Linked DNA regions of Homo sapiens: all the other regions are linked to region 4. Evidence: chromatin contacts called from ENCODE Hi-C or POLR2A ChIA-PET data. All regions are on one chromosome and are shown on one strand. The core of a region is the stretch at or near the end of the contact, and the rest is flanking DNA. Distances in the headings are between cores, read along the strand shown. Region 1 has its middle 21 kb from the start of AKAP19. Region 2 has its middle 110 kb from the start of MSTN. Region 3 overlaps LOC105373804 (a long non-coding RNA gene). Region 4 overlaps NAB1 (NGFI-A binding protein 1).

Region 1 (2,947 bases), core at 30-2,529, 520 kb before region 4:
TTTGTCTGCGGCTTGTCCTGCTACAAAAGCAGGGTGTTTTTAGCAGAAGTAAAATTCAGTCTATATTTCAGTGTATGCAGACCTCTCAAGCAAGCAGTTTCATTTAAAAAATTGGTGACGTATTTCTCACATTAACAAATTTGAAGTAAATTTAACAGTGTGTTTCACCTATTGAATAGGAAATGGTAAGAATTTATATATAGATTCTATGTAAATATTTATATACTTTAAATGAATTTTGCCATAAACAAGCTGTACTTACATTACTTTTAATGATATTGATTAAATTGTAAATTCCTGAGGGGATTCATAGTATCACGTTATCATTTAAGAGATTTTTTTCTTTTTTGATTCTGTTCTCCCTGGCTATCATCATCTTGGCATTATGCAGACTTTGTGGTGCAGAGAAATAGTGGACCCAGGTCCCAAAGTTCTCCCTGAATGGCAGAGCATGCATAAGAGGCAGATCTAAAAGTGATGAGGCAGAACAGATATGATCACAGGGCAGAAGCCTCACAGAAGCAGGGGAAACATCCCTGTTTGGAGTTGGGAGTGGGCAGGAGAATTTCTGTTGCTATCCATTTGGAGAGAAGGCTGCAGGAGAAGGGCTATCCTCAGGGGAGGCCCAGGATTCCTGTAGGGCCTGGAGGTGAAGAGACTTCTAAGACAGGATGAGGATGCAGGAAGTTGATTAGCAAGGGATTAGGATTCCAAAGGCTGCAGTGGAAGGGGCTGTGATGCAGGATAATTGTGGGAGTCACCAAAGCTGAGAAAATGCAGAAGGGCGTAGGGAACTAGACAAGGTAGGAGGTCTGAGCTGGGATTAGGCACTTGCCTTTCTCCCTGTAAAGGAAAGTTATGATTAGTAGCGACTGGCCTCCACCCAACTAGGTACAAATTATATTGGTGCCATAACTGCCTAAGGGTCCCAGGCACTTGGACCTGCCTCCAGTATTTGTTATATGGGCATGGTGACAGTGGTGGAGCAGAAGGGCAAAGTCCCCCAGGAGGCTCACTTGAGTTCTGGGTTGATGAGTACTGTTGTGCTGAGCCTTTGTATTCTCACCGTCTATATAATCACTTACAATGATTATTTTGTGAATATAAAACATCTACTCTCTGGTTATGAGTTAAACTCTTCAGACTCAATTTCTGGGGATTTTTGGTTTTCTTCCCTGAATTCAGGACATGCCCTACTTCAACTTGGGATGCGGACTGCTAGAGTGTTGTGGTTCTGTCATACTTGGCTGTGAGTGAGACTCATTTCTTTGAGCTCCCTTTGTTTTGTGAAGCTCAGTGTTCCAAGTTCTCTCGTCCCTAAGGTCCTTGGCTGATGACTGCTTCGTAACCACATTCTTCTAGCCAACATGATGTAAACTAACAGAGCTTGCCAGTAGCTCTGTGATCTCTGAGAGATCACTTTAAGAAAAAAGGCTGAATTCATTGACTCACAAAACCAGTCTTTTGGCATACATGGAAGCCAATGAAGAAAGTATGTGAAAAGACAAGTTGCAACAATCCATTCTTAAGAGCCATTGTTGGCCCTTTCTAAATTTCTGTTCTTTTAACTTTTGAAACTGCTGTCTTTGTATCTGAAAACATTAAGCTATTATGAACTAGAATTTGCCAATGCCAAATTGAAAGCAATTTTATGAGTTTAAAATGTCATTGCCAATAAAACGTTACCAAATACTTTCTTTTAGTATTTCAGTGTAGAGTTGAAACATTTCTTTAGATACAGGCAGGGGAAGTTCATTTTTGAAGATATAAGTTATGAGCATTTTAAGAGGGACAATCACGACCTAGCTGAGGTTTTCATGGATCTAGTTTTGATGTGACTTTCAATCTTAGGTTATTTTGATCTTTTCTTTCTATTTCTTAAATTAAGTTGCTTTGCAAACAACTACATATTTAATGGTCTCAGAATAGGTAAATAACATGGTCATTTTATGGGCTGCTATTGGACATTGTTCTAATATCCCCAAACTCTACTCCTATCTAATTTTCCTACCTGTCTGGATGGCACTAGGCTTAGAATAAGATTTTTTTTTTAACCATGGTCATAGTAATATTCGTCCATGTTTCTCTTTCGTGATCCCTACTTCAAAATGCCAAACCCAAATATTAGTCTCTTGGCCTTTTGTTTATTGTTCTTATGAAAATTGCATAGCTTATCTGTGCTAAAAGGGTAGACTTTAAAATTTATTTTCTCCCATGAGGTTTATAAAACATGACTAAATGAAACTCATGTTTTAGCTTTTGGAATGGGAAACAAATTGGAATATTGGGATATAATTCTTTCCCATTTAATGAAAGTATGACTAGACTTTTGACCTACACTGATTCAGGAAAGTGATATTAAGGCAAAATGTTTTAAGTAATTAGCTCTCTTTCTCAATTTGCGATTTTTTTTTAAAAAAGAAGAAACTTTGAAAAATTAAAGACAGATACTAAATATTAACTATAAAAGGATTTCAGTATGAGGGATAATAAATGTTTGAAAGATTCCAAGACAGATAAAGTATAAGAATTGCATGGATAAGTAACTTTTAATTCATAATATAAGTGACATTTTCTTATTTACATTTACGTGAAAGTCTAGTCATACTTGCTTTAAATGAAATCTAATCGAGTACTTACAGATGAAGAACGCTAAGTGTAACTTTATATTTGGTCTTAGATGATTCATTAGAAAATCCTTGATTTATAGATAAGCAAATTGTCTCTAAGAGACTGGAATATTTTTTAAAGCTCCCCAAATTTTTAGGGCCAAAACCAGAGTTTCAACATAGTTCTCTGGATTATTAGACATCATTAAATTAAACTTTTTTTTCTAAAATATACATAGTGGAAAGAGGCTTCCATGAATTGCAGTAAGGTCTTTGTGCTGGTGCTTGAAGAGAGACCTCATGCTAGGAAATTCTTGCCTCCAGAAATTACCAATATA
Region 2 (3,239 bases), core at 714-3,213, 730 kb before region 4:
TTTCCTCCTGTTAACTAGGTCCCTTCTTGGTTTAGGGCTGCCCACTTACCAACCTTTGCCATTTGGCTCTCTATCCCTGTTATTAGAATAAATCCCTGGCTAGTGTACTGACTTAATTTTCAACTTTCTTTCATGCCTGGAGGGTTGGGGTGGGGGTAGTAGCAGAATATGGGGAATTTTTCTGGATCGTTTCTGCACTTTCCTGGAGATAAGGGAAGTTTTGGGGTTGGGTTTGGAGGTATTACCTCAGACCTCTTCCACCATTCTGTTGTGACAATCAAATCAGACTTCCTAGTACCAGTATTAGGTTTTTTCCCTCTACTTCAATAGAAGAAACCTTAGTTTAGTTCTCTGAATCCTCCTTTTTTTTTTTTTTTTTTTTTTTTTGAGACAGAGTCTTGCATCTTCCCCCAGGCTGGAGTGCAATGATGCGATCTTGGCTCACTGCAACCTCCACCTCCCAGGTTCAAGCAATACTCCTGCCTCAGCCTCCCAAGTAGCTGGGATTACAGGCATGTGCCAGCGCACCCGGCTAATTTTTGTATTTTTGGTAGAGACGGGGTTTCACCATGTTGGCCAGGGCTGGTCTCGAACTCCTGACACCAAGTAATCCGCCCACCTTGGCCTTCCAAAGTGCTGGGATTATAGATGTAAGCCACTGCGCCCAGCTGAATCTTCCTCTTCAGTATCTTTGTGGCACTGTTTTCTTCCCTTTCATCAGTTGGTAAATGCTTTAAGTACTTTGAAAGCCAAATCTAAAGCTTTCAAATAAGGAAGTAGAGGTATGGGTCAACACAATAGCCATTACCTATTTTCATTGTCCTAAAAATATTTCTTCACTCTTCCAATACCTAAAAGTCTAAAGTTAGAGAATCATTTAGCTCATCTTCGTTTTAGAATAGCATTTGCTGAAGGCAAGTATAGGAGATCAGAATATGCCACCCCAAAATATGTCACTCTGGCATAAGAATTATTTTGAGCTGAAGGCACTCGAGAAATAGCAAATGCAGGAAGAACTCTGTGACCTCTCAAATGTTCTTATCTAAAAGCAGGTTATAAAATTTCCCATGAGAAAAGTGTTCTTCCTGAACCAGGAATAGAAGAACATTCTTAACACTGGAGACTGGGAGTTACTGCCAAAAGAGAACTAAACAAACAAACTACACAAACTGAAAACAATCCTTATCTTCCACTGGTTTCCCCCATATATTTCCTGGTCACTGCCTCACAATGTACTGCCCCTAGCCTAATACCCTTTGTCTTGTATCCTCACAATTTATCATTCTTTGTTTTAAAAGGTATACACACTTTTGAGCCTAACTGCTTTTTCAGACATTCATTTTCCTTATGAGGGCTCCCATGCATGTAAAAATATTAAATAAAACTTGTATGCTTTTTCCCTGTTACTCTGTCTTATGTTAGTTTAATTCTCAGGCCCAGCCACAGAACCTAAGAGGGTAGAAGAAAGTTTTTCCTCCCCTATACAAGAAAGGGGCTTATTTCGTCTCCTGCCTTAAGCTGGTCAATGGTACTTCACACAGCTTGAGCTTCCAGTCTTCCAAACCAGACCTTTTTGGAACTGAAACAAAATCATATCATTTTTTTTTTCTCCTTGAATGAGTACCTAGATCTTAGAAATAGAAGTCATATTATGAAGATCTTATTTTGGAATTCTAAGCAAGAATTTAGCTCTTTTATTTTAGGTTTTATCTGTTCTCCTATATGAGAACAATATTTATAAATTAGGAGAAATGGTAAAAGAAAGTTAACAATGGGGAGTAAAAAGATCAACGTTTCAATATCTAAAAATATTCTGTTACAGTTGCTTTTATGATCATTTTGAAACAGGATACTTCTACTGCACTTACTGTGTGCAACTGTAGGAGAATTACATGTGACGTATCCTTTTAAGAACTTCTACTTATTTTTTGATCACATCTTCGATAACTTTGAATGTATAGTCTGAGGGTGTTTCCTTTTTATTTTGGCTATTTAATGAATTGGTTCTTATATAACTATAATGATCATGAATCTTCTTTGTAAATAAGTTACTTTCAGTTACACTCATTTAGGACTTGAAAATTGCAGACTGTAGTGATGGAAAGGGGGAAGTGAGAACTAGAGTTAAACAAAACAGAACAAGATTATGGTAATATCAACAGAAATTAAAAATAGGAGGTCAGGTGGCTTTTGTTATCTATGCCAGTTGTAGGGATTGTGTCTTTTCTTGCTGGTTTAGTAATTTTGGTGCCTATTGTTAAATGTGATAACATCCCTGGCCAGATTTTTGTTCAGGGCCCACTTACAAGTCTGCAATAGGGAAAGTGGGGACAGGCTGCATCTAAAAGGGCTTTACTCAAGGCCTTGTCCGTCGAGTTCACTAATATAATCCGAATATGTAGTAGAGTGGTTGGCATATAGGTGCTCAAATAATGATAATAATAAGATTAATAATAAAATCAGCTGACAGTTATATGATTCTTAGTACATATTGAGCACTGTTATAAGACTTTTAGATATAGGCCGGGCATGGTGGCTCACACCTGTAATCCCAGCACTTTGGGAGGCCAAGATGGGCAGATCACCTAGGTCAGGAGTTTGAGACCAGCCTGGCCAACATGGTGAAACCCTGTCTCTGCTGAAAATACAAAATTAGCCAGGCATGGTGGTGCATGCCTGTAATCCCAGCTACTCAGGAGGCTGAGGCAGGAGAATCTCTTGAACCTTGGAGGCGGAAGTTGCAGTGAGCCCAGATTGCACCATTGCACTCCAGCCTGGGTGACAAGAGTGAAACTCCATCTCAAAAAAAAAAAAAAAAAAAAAAAAACAAAGACTTTTAGATATATTGATTCATTCATTTCTCCCAACAATCTATGAGGTGATATTGTTAGTACAGTATCAATATCACCTCATTTTTACAGATGAGGAAATTGATGCACGTAAGTTAAGTGATTTTCCCAAGTTCTAATGGCTAACAGCTGGTAGAACCAAGATACAAACTTAAGCTGTCTGGCATTGGAGTCCACCTCTTAACCACTAAGCTGCATCTTTTGTTTGTTTATTGTTTATGATATTGATTGAATGAATGAATGAAGCCTGCAAGGGTATTGCCAACATGAAAACATTGTCAGAGAGAAAAGAAGTCAAGCTGATAGTTGAAAGAGATGAGGATGTATGTTGAGCCAGACAGGTCAAGTGAAGATGTAGTAGTAAAATGAACATCAAGGTTGGGGAATCCC
Region 3 (3,230 bases), core at 142-2,641, 520 kb after region 4:
TTTTTTTTTTTTTTTTTTTTTGAGACGGAGTCTCACTCTGTCACCCAGGCTGGAGTGCAGTGGCGCGATCTTGGCTCACTGTAAGTTCTGCCTCCTGGGTTCAAGCCATTCTCCTGCCTCAGCCTCCCAAATAGCTGGGACTATAGGCACCCAGCACTATGCCTGTCTAATTTTTTGTATTTTTAGTAGAGACTGGGTTTCACTGAGTTAGCCAGGATGGTCTCTATCTTCTGACCTCACGATCCACCTGCCTCGGCCTCCCAAAGTGCTGGGATTACAGGCGTGAACCATCTTAATAACTGCCATGTCAATATCTTCTTTTAAAATTGTTGAAAAGCTACTGCTATAGTAGCAGTGGCAATGCATTCTGAGGGAGCTGCCACATAGCCCATTCCTGATTGCACCTGTGGTCTGCACCCCTCGTCTGTGATGATATCGAACCAAGAAAAGGAAAACTTACTACCCAAGAACTTGCTCTGTGTTTAGTACTATCCTAGTTGTTTTCACTAGTTCTTGAAGAATATTTCTATTAATAGCATGCATACAATTTAAGTGATTTTTAAAGAGTTTTGTGTCAGTCAGAATAACCTAAGTTATATACAAGTAACCAAAAAGCCCCCAATTTTTGTTGGTATAGAGTAACAAAGGCTTGTCTTCCCCTTCAACCTACATATCCACTTGAAGTAAGCGGGGCTGGGGGATCAGGGTCTATATAAGGAGTCTGCAAATGTTTTCTTAAAAGGCCACTTAGTGAATAGGCTTTTAGGCTATATGGTCCCTGTTGTAACGACTCAGTTTTGCCATTGTCATTTCAAAGTATGCATAGACAAATGGGTACGGCTATGTTCCAATGAAGCTTTATTTACAAAAACAGGTGACCACAGGCTGTAGTTAGCTAACTCCCACTGCATATCATCCTCACTCCAGGACCCAGAGTGTGAACGCACCATCATTTGGAAAACTGTCGATCATGGTGGCAGAAGGGAAAAGGATCATGGAGAATCTCTCACTAGTTTTTAAATGTTTCACCTGGAAGTGACCCCTGTCACTTCCACTCACATTTTACTGACATGGAAAATCATATGACCACACCTAACTTCAGTAGATTGGGGAGGAAGCTGTCCTCCTTGAGCCTAGAAGAAGAGAACAAGAAACACCAGTAAGCAGCCTTAATGTCTATCGCATGTTGCATCATTCTTCTGTTCATCTCTTTCTGTGGCTTTTTGTTGAACTTTATGTTCCTAGTTAAGGAAATGAGTTGCAAAGTTGTGGTTTACTCAATGTTCTTACAGGTGTATTGCTCAGTTTCTGGATAAGCTGGGCCTCTTTACCTCCTTTTTCTGCTTTTCTTGTCCAGGCTGTAGGCTTGTTATTACTCTTCAACCAGAGCACTACAGAGTTAGAGGGAAAGTGAAGCATAATGCAAATTCATTCACCTCAAGTGTGGTCTCTGGGCCTTGCCTTACCACACAGGAAAGTCCCTTCAGTGGGCTTATTGTCAGACTTGTCTGAAGTTTTCATATTATTGACTATTAGCTAATTCACACAGTCTATTCAGGGTAACTCTTCTTAGGGGCCAATGTCTGGCCCGTGTTGGACAGCTATATATATATATTAGAACGGCGTGTGTGTGTGTGTGTGTGTGTGTGTGTGTGTGTGTGTGTGTATGTGTATGTGTGTGCGTAGGGATGAAGATTAGAGAACCTAATTTGGTCAACCTTTTCCATAGCTTCAATTGCATCTCATTACAGTTTTCTGCTATTTCCTCTTTACATTTTCTCTCCTTTTCTTCCCAAGGAACCCCAATGTTTTCAGAGAATAAAAGTTAGGTTGAAGAGAGTAAGAGATAAAGATAACTTTTTGGTTAAATTTCCTTTGCCTATTATATGCCTAATCATACCCTCCTCCAAATTCCTTTCTTGCTTTCTCTCTCCCTCCCTCCCTTCCTTCCTTCTTCCATTTATCTATCCATCCAATGTCCAAATGAGTGTCTATTGTTTGCCAGGCCCTGTGCTAGGCAAGTCATGGGTATATATAAATGCGGCTGACAGAGACTCAGTCCTTTGCTTTATGGAGCTAATAACTTTAGTGGGCAAAAATTATGATAATTGATAAGACACCTGAAGAATACTGGAAACTGGAGGATTCCAAGGGAGTAGGTGGTGATGGCATCTACCTTATGGAAGGTCTTAAAGCATTGGAGGGAAGGGTTCCTGTTGTTTTGCATGAATGAAGATAGTATGAAGGGATTTTATTCAAATGTTTTTGTTCTTCAATCTTTTGCTTCCATTGTTTATGCTCCTGCCATCTTTAGTCTTGTTCAGAGAATGGCAAACAGCCAGCAAGTTCTCAGTAGATTTCCCATTTGTCATAGGTTTCTCATGTATCCGGGTTTGGCTTAAAGATCAAATTGCCTTTAGGTTGACTTCTGATCCTTGCCAGAAAGAGCTGACCCTTTCTCCACTCATCTGTGCAAACCTTTACTCAGGTGAGACTTTCACACAATTTGAATAAAAGAACAAAAACTCTCCAGTAACTAAAAGGAGTAAGAAAGGCATAACTGTTTTATTTTGTTGGCTCCAAAGCTCAAGCCTATTATTTGAAATTTTTATGTTCTCTTATCATTTTGGTTTTATTTCATTTTAATTTTTTATGGAAAAAATGTATGTCTAATTGGAATGCAGACCAAAATAAAATTATTAGAGTGGAAAAAATATTTTAAGAAAATAACGTTTACATAAAATCAGCACAATGTCCAAACAAACAAAACCATGTATGTACAGTGAAAACACATTTATTTTAAATACTGAAAAAAGTGCTACTTCATATTATAGGATTTCCAGAAAGTATGCTCCTTTTGTTTGCTCATTAGGAAAAATTTTTGTTTTAAAATAAGATATTTTGATTTAAACTATTTCTATGTACTCTCTTAAACCAAACATAACTTGCTTTTTTCTTGATGACTCCGAGCCATGATTATTAATTCAGGTGATTCTGATTTTCTATTATGTATTGATGCCTTCATTGCCTACGAGAGAGTTGTAGGACAATTTGCCTTAATAGGAATAACAGAATGCTATCCTTTAAAAGTGTTTCCATGAAAACTTATTTATAGGTTTGGCTGTTTGGGGGTTTTGTTTTATTTAATGTCTCCTTCATTATTAAGGATGTCAGACATCCTTCCTCCCATATATTATCGTTTCTAGTAACCAGAAAGCTAACAATTTACT
Region 4 (3,243 bases), core at 536-3,035:
CACATTGCTGGCTTTTTCCATCTTAAAAACATAATTTTTACAGGGAACAAAAAGAAATGTAATGTTGAGCAGATAAAATAAAATAACATCAAAATAATTTGACATGTAAAGGAAAGAGAAACATTTTTTTGCTTGTCATTATTAATGCATTAGGGTACACTAATACAAGTAGTGCTGTGTTCAAGCTCAGTAAGATCTTTCGTTCCTAAATACTGTGTTTTCCTGATCTATACATGAAGGCTTGGGTGGAATGAAGTTATAATTCATTGACTTGTCTGATTTTTCTACCTGGAAAGCTCTTATTTATGTAGTAGGTTGTTCCCCCTTAAAGGATAGTTACTTATTTGATTTAAAAAAAAAATAGCAGTATACACATTGCATAGAAGTAATCAAGATAATCTGTTGTCCTTAAATAGTGTTCCTCCTTACAGGGTATGTTAAACATTAAAAAACAGATTTTGAACTTTAATTCCTAGAATATATGAGATGGACATGGAGAAAAAGATCGCCTGCTAGCTTAGGTGTGCCTTAAGGAACCTACCATTTGGAATGAAATCTCTAGGGAAACGTTTCTTCAGCTAGTTAGTAAGTGAGGTTGGAATCCTTCTGCTTAGACGGAATGAATAACATGTCCACTGGAACACAGCCCTCTGTGAGTCCACTTTCAGCTGAAATGAAAATAGATTTTGTTTATTCTTACTTATCTTTTGAATTAGATCTAATTAAATCTTCTCATTCTGGGGCAATTGTAAAAATCGCTACTTTGTATTGCTTTTATTTTGTGTCAGTCCCTACTAGACATTTGGAATTCATTATCACAAACATTCTTGTCTAACCTATGTGGAGGCTTTATGATTTCCATTTTACAGCCAAGGAGAGACCCAGACAGGCTCAGTATCTTCACCTGTGTTGCCAAACTGCTATCCAGTAGCAGAGCCGGGGCTTCCTATCTATGTCTGATTCCTGAATGTCAAAGCAGTACCACCTTCCTAGGTGCTAATGATTATTCACAAAGCATCTTACCTGTGAAAAAAACACTATTGGGGTTATACCTTTCCTCCTAGTACCGTGTGAAGGGCGAAATGTGTGCAGGACTGGTAGTCTTTGAAAAGGGTGGATGGTGGCAGTTATTATTTTCTAATCCAAGAAATGTTATGTAGTAAACAGTTACAAGTTTTGAGTAGAAAATTTAACAATGTAAATTACAAAATATTTAAATATAAGAAATTTTCATTTGATATGCTGATTGTTTATGAGTAAAAACCTTGTGTTGGGAAGATACACAGAGTAAATCAGAAAAATTAGTTTGATTTCCTTATGTCCTACCTATGAAAGAACATATTTAAGGTGGCTTGACAGCTCATTCAAGGGGATGAAAAATCAAGAGCCAAAGTCCCTGGCTCTCTTGTCTTCTCCTAAATTTTTTTAAATGTTAGTTAAAAGTGAATTCAATTGGTAACCTTTCTTTTTCATTAAGAACACATTCAGTTCCATGAACAAATTTGTTATTAACTCCAATGTTATAAGTAACATCTTAGAAGGGAGGAAGGATATATAAAGCTACAGTCTCAGACCTGGTGATGGCAGCTGACTAACTGGACTGAGTGCTATTTCTCATTTGAGTTTTCTTCATTCGCTGAAATTGCTGGAGACTGGGCAGAGATGGGAAATGACAGCATTCTTGACCCTGTGGGAGTCAGAGGTGCAAAGCATTCAGAGATAAGTGGATGAAAGAAATGAGGTTTGTTAATAGAGCCCAGGAAGTCAGAGAACTGGGGCTTGAAGAAGAAAGACCTAAAGGAAACATCTGCTAGCAGTTCCAGCAAGGTGGGGGTGGGAGAGCAAGGAAGGGGGAGGAAAGAGGTTCAGAATATCCACCTACGCTGCTACTAAGCTTGTTGAAAAGAAAGCTGGTCTAATTTGACGTAGACTCTTCCCCTCTGGATCAGAAAAAACAGAAGCATTACAATATGCTATTCATACAGAAAGTGTGATTAGAAAAAAGGAAAATGCACATGTGGGGTTGAGAACATCTGCTGTAACAAGTCATCTAGAGACAGCTAAGCAGTGGCTTTAAAGCAGCTTGCTAGTGTTCGGCAGAAAGGATGAGGAGGCATGGGGATGGAGACCAATGGGATGAGAGTAATTAGGTCATGCACCAGCCTCCGTCCCATAGCTTTTATTTTCTCAGTGATCAGACCCAGAGTCTCGTCAGCAAGGAAACACTGTGATTAATGGCATCAGCCAAAAATATGACATGGAGATAGATTGCTCATAGTATGGTGCAGCTAGCTGGTGCCTGGGAAACAAGCTTACGAGACATAACGAAATTGTGCACCACACATAATGTGAAAGAGACCAGTTTCTTGGGAATGTTCTTACTTTTATTTCTAAGTCATATATTTTGGGGACCTTAAATCTACTTTATGTGACATGCAGTGATAGCTACTCGATTTTGTAGTTTTTCCATCCACAGTGAACTGTCAAGACTGTAGGAGTAAATAATGACTAATGTGCTCAGTTGCAGAGAGATCACTGATTACTTTGGATAATTGTTATTTATTACTTATTTTAGGCTTTTATTTATCTTTATTAATGGTGGAATAGTGTCCATTTTCTAGCAACTTTCACATGTAGAGTTTGAGGTTCCCCCATCCAGCTTTTTCAGTATTCTCATGGTTGAATAATCCTGACTTTAGTGCCACCAGGTATTTGTATGGCAATGTGTACTTTTCCAAGGTTCACTTATTTGCGTTACTTTATTTAATCCCCACAAACTTCCAGTGGGCAGATACACAGGTGGTGTAATCCTAATTTAAAAATTTGGATCACTGGAAATAATGAGGTTTACTTTTTTGCCTGAGATCACACAGCTGGTTCCTAATGTGAAATGCCTAGATCATACCTTTCTCCTGCAAGTTCTTCCAGAAACAGTATTGAGGCATTGGGGCTCATGGGGATTCTGATTGGTGCACTCCACTCAGATTCTGCTGATGAACTGATAACCCTCTAATCTGGGTCTCCAGCCTTGATTTTACCCCAAGCTCCAAACTCACTGCCCCTGCTTACCTGGCTTATCTACACACGGAGGTCTCACTAGCAAATGAGCTCAACCGAATTCATCAGTGTTCTGGCCCCTCCCAGACCTCGTGATCTTGAGTTCCTTATTCTAGAGAATGTCATAACCAAACTCTCAGTTGCCTTATTTCTGCGGCACCTGCCACTGTCCAGGGCTGGGCCTTC

The links. A loop is a pair of places that touch in the nucleus more often than their neighbours do. ChIA-PET counts read pairs that join two places held with the same protein, here RNA polymerase II (POLR2A). Pooled maps may share reads with other maps.
Region 1: a loop to region 4 is called in a map with no recorded cell type, with 5 times the contacts of the local background. The contact joins two enhancer-like sites. A Hi-C loop is called at or near these places in 3 of 37 single-sample maps with no recorded cell type and 3 of 50 pooled maps.
Region 2: a pooled map shows a loop between it and region 4 (7-fold over the local background). The contact joins two enhancer-like sites. A Hi-C loop is called at or near these places in 5 of 37 single-sample maps with no recorded cell type and 4 of 50 pooled maps.
Region 3: a loop to region 4 is called in a pooled map, with 6 times the contacts of the local background. The contact joins two enhancer-like sites. A Hi-C loop is called at or near these places in 2 of 37 single-sample maps with no recorded cell type and 5 of 50 pooled maps. POLR2A ChIA-PET finds 5 or more read pairs at or near these places in 1 of 52 experiments (GM12878).

The regions. Positions count from the first base shown.
Region 1 is chr2:190,158,297-190,161,243 of GRCh38, forward strand. It overlaps a transcript of AKAP19 not described here. Among named protein-coding and RNA genes, the nearest start is that of AKAP19, 21 kb to the right of the region's middle. Within about 2 kb of position 1,280, at least 7 of the 41 ENCODE cell types and tissues checked have a DNase peak (open chromatin) inside an H3K27ac peak, as active enhancers do.
Region 2 is chr2:189,950,833-189,954,071 of GRCh38, forward strand. It overlaps a transcript of AKAP19 not described here. Among named protein-coding and RNA genes, the nearest start is that of MSTN, 110 kb to the right of the region's middle. RefSeq lists an enhancer at 2,318-2,387. Within about 2 kb of position 1,964, at least 3 of the 41 ENCODE cell types and tissues checked have a DNase peak (open chromatin) inside an H3K27ac peak, as active enhancers do.
Region 3 is chr2:191,192,865-191,196,094 of GRCh38, forward strand. The region is part of intron 1 of LOC105373804 (a long non-coding RNA gene); the gene reads left to right. Among named protein-coding and RNA genes, the nearest start is that of STAT4, 43 kb to the left of the region's middle. Within about 2 kb of position 1,392, at least 4 of the 41 ENCODE cell types and tissues checked have a DNase peak (open chromatin) inside an H3K27ac peak, as active enhancers do.
Region 4 is chr2:190,676,851-190,680,093 of GRCh38, forward strand. The region is part of intron 6 of NAB1 (NGFI-A binding protein 1); the gene reads left to right. Among named protein-coding and RNA genes, the nearest start is that of NAB1, 29 kb to the left of the region's middle. RefSeq lists an enhancer at 1,888-1,937. Within about 2 kb of position 1,786, at least 4 of the 41 ENCODE cell types and tissues checked have a DNase peak (open chromatin) inside an H3K27ac peak, as active enhancers do.